2 separate regions of the Homo sapiens genome follow, and region 1 is linked to region 2. A link is a contact called in ENCODE Hi-C or POLR2A ChIA-PET data. All regions are on one chromosome and are shown on one strand. Each heading gives the region's core, a stretch centred on a gene start or an enhancer-like site at or near the end of the contact. The rest is flanking DNA. Distances are from core to core; before and after follow the strand shown.

Region 1 (4,843 bases), core at 1,869-4,368, 190 kb after region 2:
TGGCTCCAAGGAGCTTGAGGAGGAAAAAGGGCATGGGGGCAGGGGTCTAAGTACACCTGGGTGAAAAGATAGGGGGAACAAGGACCCACCCACCCTGACTGAACCTTTCCAAGCCACATGTTTTATTAGTGTGCAGAGAGGCTGCGGGTTGGAGGAAGCTACTTTTGGAGGAGAGAACAAGAAGGGTTTGGGACAAGGGTCCTCTTCAAGGGTAGTTTAATCCCCAAGCCATGCGCCACGATCAGAGGGGTTAGAGATCCTCCCACACAGGAGGGCAGAGGGGGATTAGTGCTGGTTCAGGAGGAAGCAACTGCCATCTCTGCATGGTGCCCCCTCCTCACTGCACAGTCACCTCCAAGCAATGACTCCCCTTTTTTTTGTAGCGTAGCTTGCTGTTGTCACCACCTGCAGGGCCCTGGACGACCTTGACAGCCACACTGTTCTCCTTGAACCTCACTGAGAACCTGGAGAGGGAACAGAAAACCAAGTCTAGTGCCCATCCCCTCACCCCGACTCCCGCATTTCCATGATGGCCCCCCCATCATGCGAGTCAGAGGACTTGAGGCCCCAGAGAACCTGGGTGGGGGCCTGAGAAACACCTCCAAGCCCCGGCCTGCACTGCCCTACATGCTTCGCTTTCTGATCCTGGTCACGATGACCATCAGCCTGGCCATCTACCGTAAGCCGCCCCTCACCCCCAGTTCATGGCCTCACTTCTCAGTCACGGTGACTGTAAGCTGCCTCTGCGTGGCATCCAGCACAGCCCGGTACATTTTGGTCAGCAGTTCAATCACATGCTCGCTGACCAGCAGGAAGTCCCCCTTGGAGCCCACCGATGACATCTTAGGAAGAGGGAAAAATAGCAGGAAAGGGATTCATTTTTTCTCTTCAGGAGCACCTGAGGGACATCAAAGGCCCAGAGCGAAAGGTCTGGTCCCCATCACCTCCAGCCTGCCCCAGCCCTGGGATGCATACCACCTTCTCCAGTCCAAGGCTTGCCCCACCCAGCTCTGATACCTCACTCAGATGCAAGCTAAAGAGCCCATCCTTGAGGCTGGTGACTGACACCCCAGCCACATTGTCTAGCCCAATGACAATTTTGGCCTGGGACTTCTTGGTGTCTGTGAGAATCACATGGCCCTTGGTCAGGAGGAGAATCCGAGAAGAAGTCTAGGGACGGAACAGGCAAGGGTGAGGAAAGGCAGGATTAATTGCCCCCACTCCACCTGGCAGGGCGCAAACACAGCCTGCCATCTGCTCTCCAGATGCCAGCCCACAGCTCTGCACTAGCTGCGGGAGGAGTTCAGCCTGCAGGCCCTTACCTTGCCATTGCCACGATTGACCTTCTTCACGGCCTCTGCCATCAGAACAGGCCCCTCCTCCCCGCCTTTCAGCTTCTGCAGCTTGGGGTTCCCTTGCAGCCCAATGTAGTCACCACAGAATGGAATGGGGACACTGAGAACACATGGGAGGTGTGCAGCGCGACAAGGCCCAGAGGCCTCTTCCCCACCCCCAGAGTTCCCATCCTAGTCCTCCCGGGCCCTTCCCCCACATCCACGTATCCTCTGTCAGTGTCCACAGAGCACAGTCCAGGACCAAGACATCAGCACCACCTGGGGAGTTGTTAGAAAGGCAAATTTTGGTCCTCACCCCAAGACCTGCTGGATCAGAGACTCTGAGGAGGGACACAGCACCTGGGGGTGACAATCCTGCCAGGTGATTCTAAGGCACGCTCAAGTTTGAGAACTGCTGCGTGATGGAACTGGCTGTGCAGGGTCTGGGAGGCCCTCACCTCTGGGGATATGAAGCCTTCTTGCCCTTGAACAGTTCACTGGCACAGAGCTTTTCCCTCAGGATCTCTACCTGCTTCGGGGACAGCTGATCCCGGAACCTCTTGCACTGTGAGGAAGGAGGGACAGGAGCTAAAATCATAGAGTGGGAGGGCAGGGCTGGGGAGGGAGGTGAGAAATATTGACTAGAAGACACTAGGAGAGGAGAGAGACTGAGGAAAAAGGACAGGCACTAGACACCTCAGGGAGAGGCCGGGGCTGGAGGACCATTGAGGAGGAGTGCGAGAACTGAGGGAGGCTAGGGGAGGGAATGGACACCATCAAATAAAAGCACCAGGAGGGCTCTATGCTCAGCTCTCAGGGCAAGGCTTAGTCCCAGACAGGTGCTCAATAAGCATTTCCTGAATAAAAGAACAAATTACTTTATGCTAAGTGAAATAAGCCAGACACAAAAGGACAAATATGATTCCCACTTATATGAGGCACTTGGAAAAGTGAAATTCATAGAAACAGAAAGTAGATTATAAGATATCAGGGGCTAGGGGAATGGGAGAATAGGGGGTTATTGCTTAATGGGTACAGAGTTTCAGTTTGGGGTGATGAAAAACGCATATGGAGATGGATGGCAGTGATGGCTGCAGAACAACATGAATGTCGCTCATGCCACTGAACTATACACTTAAACACCGTTAAAATGGTAGATTGTATGTTATGTATATTTTACCACAATTTTTTTAATGGGAAAAAAATAGAAGAGGGAGGCAAAAGAGGAAAATCAGGGGGAGGGAAAAAAAAGACGAAATGAGAGGAGGGGTGCCTGGGCTCCACTTGCCTTCCACTGGTAGAAGAGCTGCTGCAGCTCCTGATTTGCTGTGCTGAGGCACTTGTAGGGGGCGGCTGGCCATGTCTTGTCTAAGACGTTTGTGGATGGCAAATTGTTCTTCAGCCCCAGTAGGAATTTCTGTACCTAGTTTGGGACCAGGGGGATTGGGAGTGGAGTGATAAGAAACACTTCCTGACAGGCAAACTGGCACCCAGATCCTGCCACTTCAAAGGAGGAAGTTAACCCACAGTGAGAAGCAAGGGGTGGAGCTGAAGAGATGGAAGGGAGTCACCTCTTGGATCTTTTTCAGCAAGAGGTGCAGGCTTGAGGCCGGGAGGTAAGAGCATGAATAGGAGACTGGAGGGAGAGAACGATTAGTTCCAACCAAAGACCTGCTACCCAGGGCAGTGAGGTAAGAGGAACCAATATGAAAGCTGGTCTCAAAGTTTTGCTCCTGTAGCTTTCTATTCCTTCTGTTCACAATTGCCTACAGGTGGCAGCCACTGTCTGTGTCAGCTGTTGGCTAGGTACCAAATTTCCCCTCCTCTCAAATCAGTCAAGTCCAAACATGTCAGCCTCCATTCAAAGGAAGAAGGAGCAAATAAAGGAGCAAAGGAGAAAGAGCAAATGAATTCAGGGAGACAATGAAGAGGCCCAGAGCTTCAGAGCCCCCATTCCTCTCTTAAGCTGAGGGATCCAGACCCTCGAACAACAAAGAGAGGCTGTAAGCAAATGTGTCTCATGTCTGAATGAGCAATAGTCAGGGTCCTAACCACGGTCAAAAATCCAATCAGCGGAGGTCAGTTACAATTTGCTCCAGCCTCTGTCCAAGATCCCATGCTCTTCCTCCTTCTCTCTGGCCTTTCCCAGGGTTTCACTGGAAGTGCTTTTCTCTCCTGGGTTTCCTCCCTGACACTTAAGAGCCCAGCCTCATGTCGCAGGACCCCTGCATTCCCTGGGCACACCACCCGGACAGGACTCTTTCCCATGCCCCTACCCAGCCCATGCATGATCACTGTGTGCCTTAGCTCTCGATGCTCTCTTGACTCAACTCTGCCAACCTGGGAGATCAGCTCAAAGCCCTCCCTGATTCCCCAAGCCCCGGATTGCCTCTCCTTTCTTTGAAGCCCCATAGCAATTTGCCTACACTCGTCTTTGTACTACAGTTATTTGCATGGAAAACAGCTCCCTTTTCTAGACACTGAGTCCTTATAAGGCAGGATCCCAGGTCTCACATTTTTTTTCACTAGTCAACATTTATTGAGTGTCTACTTAGTGCCTGGAACTGTTCTAGGTACTGGGACATAACAGTGAACAAAGTCTTCATTTTCACTGGACTTACATTCTACTGTAGGGTGGAGAAGGGGACCAACTACACAAGCAAATAAATATATAGTGTGATGTCAGATAATGGCATCTGCTGTGATGCAAAGAAGTAGACCCTGAGGCAGGAATGAGTGGCAGCATATTCCAGAGACATTAAAAAGCCAGGGTGAGCAAAAATTAGCTGGGCATGGTGGCGCATGCCTGTAATCCCAGCTACTCTAGAGGTTGAGACAGGAGAATCGCTTGAACCCGGGAGGTGGAGGTTGCAGTGAGCCAAGATCGCACCACTGCACTCCAGCTTGGGTGACAGAGCAAGACTGTCTAAAAAAGAAGAAAAAAAAAGGGTGGCCAGAATCACTTGAGCAGGAAGAGAGAGGATCAGAGAGTAGGTCGGGGCAGATCATGATGGGCCTTGTAGGCTGTGGTAAGGAGTGAAATGGAACACCATTGGAGAATTTATACAGAAGAATAGCATAATATGATGTTTTAAAAATTCAATATAGCTTATTATTTTGAAAGTTTTTTTAACTTACAGAAAAGTTGAAAAAAGATACAATTAACATCTGTATACTGTATGTTCCTCATCTAAATGCACCAACTGATAATGTTAACACCTTGCACTATCTGTGTGCTCTGACACACACACATATGTGTGCATATAAATACATGCATATACACATTTACACAAATCCTTGCTACCCTACCATCCTAAAGTAGGTTATAGATATCATGACATTTTACCCTAAAATGTCAGCATGCCTCTCCCAAGAACTGGAACATTCTCTTACACAATCATAACTCCATCACCACACCTAAGAAAATCAACATCACTAATCCAACAGCGATCCACTCTCAGATTTCTCTACATGTCCTTTATAAACTTCTAAACATGTCCTTTGAAGCT
Region 2 (5,332 bases), core at 2,043-4,542:
GAATTGAAAGTAAAGAGGCAGACTTGCCCCCAGGGAGTACAATCCAGTGGGTGCACAAGGCCATTTCAGAATACACATGGAGAAAACAGAAAAGGCAGTGTGGGTTCTTGGGAAAGAGGTGATTTTAGTTGAAAAAGCAGAGAAGACCCCAGACATTGCATGGTTTTAGCTTTAGCCCTACCACTCTTGTGCACCTCCTGTCCTGGAGGACCATTAGGTTCTCCTTCTACTCAATGTGGACCCCAAGGTCCTTCCCACCCCATGAGCCACCCATCAGGTGAGCTGAGAGATCAACTAGGGGGAGCAGAGCCACTTGTGGCTGAGAGGAATCATTCTGGGGGTTTGTTAGTAAGCAGGAGAGCAAAAGGGAAAAAGGAAACCACGTACGGGGATTGAATGCTTCAAGCCAAAGAAGGAGAGGCATAGAGGTGTCTTACCACCAGGAAATGACATGAGTCACGTGGCACCAAAGTATGTTAGCAGCAGAGCATATCTGAGTCACGGCAACAACTTATGTTACTGGCAGTGAATCCATATGGGTCTGCAGCAACCTCAATTCTTGCCTCCTCAGAGGAAAGAATTTGACTGAGGGGCATAAGGCAGAGGGAGAGACTGAGGCAAGTCTTAGAGCAGGAGTGAAAGTTTATTACAAAGCTTTAGAGCACGAATGAAAGGAAGTAAAGTACGCTTGGAAGAGGGCCAATCATCGACCTGAGAGATCAAGCACATGGTTTGACTGGGGTTTTATATGTTGGCATACCTCTGGGATCTTGCTGTCCTTCTCTCCTGATTCTTCCCTTGGGATGGGCTCTCTGCATACACAGTGGACTGCTAGCACTTGGGAGAGGCCACATGTGCAGCGTGTTTGCTGGAGTTGTAGGCACGCTCATATGAGGTGTTTTTCCCTTACCAGTCCAGTGTTCCTAGAGGAAGGTTGTCTGCCATTTTGCCTCTTAGGGTGCATTCTTGAGCCTACTTGCCTAATCCTGAGATCTTATTGGGAAGCTGCTAATTACTAGGTTTGGGTGTTTCTATCTATTGGGAGGTTGCTTTCGCTGGTGCTGGCTGTGACCAATTATTTTTTAGAGACAATGCAACAACTGCCTGACCATCACCTGATTATTGCCTGACATTCCTGGTGGTGGGGGCTGAGAGTGGCCCTCTCCTGCCCTGCTCACCTCTGACTAGCTACCTACTGTAACAGAATCATCATGGAGGTGTTCAAGGAGGGAATTGCCTTTAAAAAGAGGGTTAGGTTCAGAGAGGAGGAAAAAGTTGGGCAAGGTGAACCTAGGAAGCTGCCAGTACCAGCAAGTTGGGATTTAGGTCCTCAAGGTGTAATGGGATTATTTCTGAAAACAAGGAGGGTTATGACTTTGTGAAACTCTTCAATCTTTAGTCAGTTAGTCAGATTTATATCTGAGATAGCAGAGGTCCTTTTTCGTCTGAGTTTTATTCCTATAAAAGGGAGAGGAAGAGGAGAGAAATAAAGAAGCATTTCTAGCATGGCCACTTTACTGTAGGCTCTGTGTCTAGGAAATTTTCAAGGATCCACAAAATTTCTTTTGGTTCTCAAACATTATTTTCTCCAGATTATAAGGACAATAGCAAAATAAAAAACACTGATTTGAGTGTAATTAGAATATATCAACCTCATTAGTTGATTAAATTTGTTCCTAAACATTATGGCATTTAAAAATAAATTATAGATTAGTTATCATTACCTGAAACAAATTCCTGATCCTGCAAGATGAAAAGTGATAAGTAATTATGTTAAAACAAATTAATGGTAGCCAAGTAATTTTCAGTGAACTAGTGATAGCCACATTTTAAAAAGATTTTGTTTTTGTTTATTAAAAACTATCACACAGTTTTATTTATGAGGCATTAGAATCTTCAGCTGTTTGAGCATGCCAGGGGGGTAATCCACGTGGGTAGAAAGCTAGCCAGGCGGGAGCAAAGACAGAAGGGATTCCATTTTCCCGGCCTTTTTTTGGCCTTAGTTTGTTGCCAAGTAAATCAGAAACCTAAGAAAAACAGATTAAGCGGTTTCCTTGTGAGTTTTAACCACAAATCTATGCTGCTGTCAAGAGCTGTAAGAAGGCTTTGCTTGCTCAAATCTCAAAAGGAAGACATTTTACTTTCCTCAAACAGAAATAGTCCCAGGGCTAAAATATTCACTTCCTTTGGTCATGCCTGGACCCAAGGCCCCGGGGACGGGAGGACTCCAGGGTCAGGGAGAGAATATTAATTCCCTATTTCCTTTCAAAATTTGGAGCAGAAGGGATATGTGCAGGAGGGAAATGCAAGATAACTACAGATTGAATTCTAAAGAAGGCAAGTCCTTGTGCTGCTCACCAACCTCCCTCTCCTGCACTCACCCCTCTCAATGCCCTGCCCTGATCCTTGAGAAAGTAAATATTAATTTGAACAGAGAAAGTATCTTTCTGGCTGGCCAAAGGGTTTTTTGAAGGACATGCTGCAACTGTAAAGTGTCTTAACGACCTCTTTCTTTGAGTGACTATAGACTTTTTACTCACTGAGAAATCTTGTTCTGTAAAAGCAAAGACTATCAAACACTTCAGTGTTTAAAATTCTATTGTAAGAGGCCAGGTATGGTGACTCACATCTATAATCCCAGCACTTTGGGAGGCCAAGGTGGGAGGATGGCTTGAGGCAAGAAGTTTGAGACCAGTTTGGGGAATAAAGCAAAACCTCATGTCTAAAAAAATTATATCATAAAAATGAATATCCCACCCTTGCCTGAGTCACTTTGACACAGAAGCAGCCTCATTATATAACCCAGGTGCAGAACTTTAGATAGGGGTTGCTGGAAACATTTCACATCTAAACTGTGCTTTCTAATGAAACAAGACCTTGGGACCATTTTGTAATCCAGACCTGGAGTTGATCTCTTTTCACAGAGCCCTGCTTTGCTTGGAGTCTATCAAGAAATTGCTTCATCTCCATATCCTATAATAATTCTCTTTTCCTTTGATCAGACAACCCATGAGTCCCCTGGTATGCAGTCTTCCTCATGGCAATAGGACAAAAGACCTGACTTTGTTGGACCTTAAGTTTATTCCTGGTGCCTCAGGCTGATTAGGAGACCTTTTGGCTTCAGCCTCTCCCTGTGGGGTTTTCTGTCCCTCACCCCTCAGAGGACTTGTGTAGGATGCCAGCTGGCCCTGAGGCCTGTGCCACATTGATGCAAGGATGAGAGTCAAGATCTGCCATGATAAGTCAAGGGAATGTGTAAAATGGCATGTTGGAACTCAGCTGCAGCTGGTCCTGCTGTCCTGCTCGGTGTACCCCCCAGCCACCAGAGGGCCCCAAATGGCCTGCTTTGGAGTTTCTCCAGCAATCATTGAAATTTGGCTCTTGTCTTACAGTCTTTGGTTAGGCTCACAAAGTTTCTGCCAATTCCCTGGGCTGCTTCAAAAACTCTAGCTTACAACTGATGGTAGGAAAACAACACCTAGAAAAACACAGACCATGCCTTAGTGATCAGAATATAGATGTGATTTGATTGCCTCATACTAAGACTCAGCTAGGGGTACTTTTTGAATAATAAAACTTATTAAGAATCCCCCTCGATTAATCAGGTCTTTCTCATCTTATGATTAAGTAAGCTTGGAAAACACTGATTTACACAAGTGATCCACCCTCAGTAAGGCAAAATAAAATGTAGACAGTGTAATTACCTCCTGCTTTAAAGGATGCAGCTAAGAATCCTTTTGTGAAGTAAGTTTCTCCAAATAAGAGTGAAAAAGAATAAGCACCTCTTATTTACTAAGTTAGCATTTTCATGCCCTGGATTTTTGAGGGCCACTGTTCTTGCAGTTTGCTTTCTATACCAGTTTCTATACCTTTATTATCTATACCTCCCTATCTTTCATTCATTCCCTCCTTCTACCCAGATATATACACGTACCACACAACCTGAATATTTCAGAGCAATCTTGATTCCAAGCATTCATTCACTGTTCTCATAAAAATGCTTGTATTTGTCAGTCCTAAGAACAGTCATCATTCATAATGTATCTGTCAGCAATGAAAACACATCCCCAGTATATGCCTAAGCTAACCCCTAATATTTTGTACCTGGAACATTATCTGGCTAACCAGAGACATTGAGGACAAAGCAATTTGTCTGAAGGACAGACTCCCCCACTGCCCCCGCCATCCATCCCCTGCACTGTACTCTGTCCCCCATGCATCCTTCACTCCCTGGGTGGCTGCAGCGATATTCTCTGTCTTGGTGATGTCCAGGGTCACCGTCTCCAGCCTGTCTGAAGTCTGGCCCCTCAGCTGCTCTGCCTCCTTCTCCATCAGACACATAGCCAGCACCCTCAAGCTTTGCGTATCCAGCTGTCTTGCCAGCAGATTCCCGAAGCCCGAGTCACAGCCCATGATGAAGCAGTTATCTCAAGGGAGGCTCACCACCTGTCTCTCCCACTACCAGCGCAGAAGGTAGTACAGGCCCACGAGGGCTATCAGGGAGAGTCCCATGGCAGGGGTCTCTCCTTCACCTTGGGAAAGAAAGAAAATCTTCTAAACCTTAAAAAGTATGTTCTCTGACCACAATGGAATTAAATTAGGAATAAATAACAGAAAAGTATCCAAAAAATCTCCCAGTAGTTGGAAAATTACAAAATATTTGGCTAAATGATACATGCATGGATTAAAAAAGAAATACAAAGAAAAATTAGAATATATTTCAACTGAGTGAAAATGAAAATGTGGTACATTAAAGTTTGTGGAGTGGGGCTAAGCTGTGCTTAGAGAGAAATTTATAACACTAAATGCCTATATTAGAAAAGAAGAAAGGTTTCTTTTTTTAACATTTATTTTAAGATCGGGGTACACGTGAAGGATTGTTACATAGGTAAACGTGTATCATGGGGTTTGTTGTGTAGATTATTTCATCACCCAGGTATTAAGGCTAGTACCCATTAGTTATTTTTCTTGATCCTCTCCCTATCCCCACCCTCAACCCTCTGATAGACCCCAGTGTTCATTGTTCCCCTCTATATATCCATGTGTTCTCATCATTTAGCTTCCACTTATAAATGAGAACATGTAGTATTTGGTTTTCTGTTCCTGCATTAGTCTGCTAAGGATAATGACCTCCAATTCCATCCATGTCCCTGCAAAGGACGTGATTTCATTCTTTTGAATGGCTACATAGTATTCCATTGTGTTTATGTACCACATTCTTTATCCAGTCTATCATTGATGGGCATTTAGGTTGATTCCATCTCTTTGCTATTGTGAATAGTGCTGGAATGAACATATGCATGTATGTGTCTTTATGATAGAGTAACTTACA

What was found. Hi-C counts contacts between places; a loop is a spot of excess contacts on that map. ChIA-PET counts read pairs that join two places held with the same protein, here RNA polymerase II (POLR2A). Pooled maps may share reads with other maps.
Region 1: a pooled map shows a loop between it and region 2 (2.1-fold over the local background). The contact joins two enhancer-like sites. A Hi-C loop is called at or near these places in 1 of 50 pooled maps. POLR2A ChIA-PET finds 5 or more read pairs at or near these places in 2 of 52 experiments (H1 and common myeloid progenitor, CD34-positive).

Annotation. Positions count from the first base shown.
Region 1 is chr12:57,028,418-57,033,260 of GRCh38, forward strand. It overlaps MYO1A (myosin IA), which reads right to left. Exons shown (of 28, transcript NM_005379.4): 23 at 2,623-2,757; 24 at 1,793-1,899; 25 at 1,323-1,455; 26 at 1,018-1,170; 27 at 715-842; 28 at 100-464. The coding sequence ends at 338. Among named protein-coding and RNA genes, the nearest start is that of TAC3, 14 kb to the left of the region's middle. RefSeq lists enhancers at 1,021-1,858, 2,900-2,989, 3,050-3,229. Within about 2 kb of position 3,119, at least 2 of the 41 ENCODE cell types and tissues checked have a DNase peak (open chromatin) inside an H3K27ac peak, as active enhancers do.
Region 2 is chr12:56,836,764-56,842,095 of GRCh38, forward strand. No RefSeq gene overlaps it. Among named protein-coding and RNA genes, the nearest start is that of HSD17B6, 76 kb to the left of the region's middle. Within about 2 kb of position 3,293, at least 7 of the 41 ENCODE cell types and tissues checked have a DNase peak (open chromatin) inside an H3K27ac peak, as active enhancers do.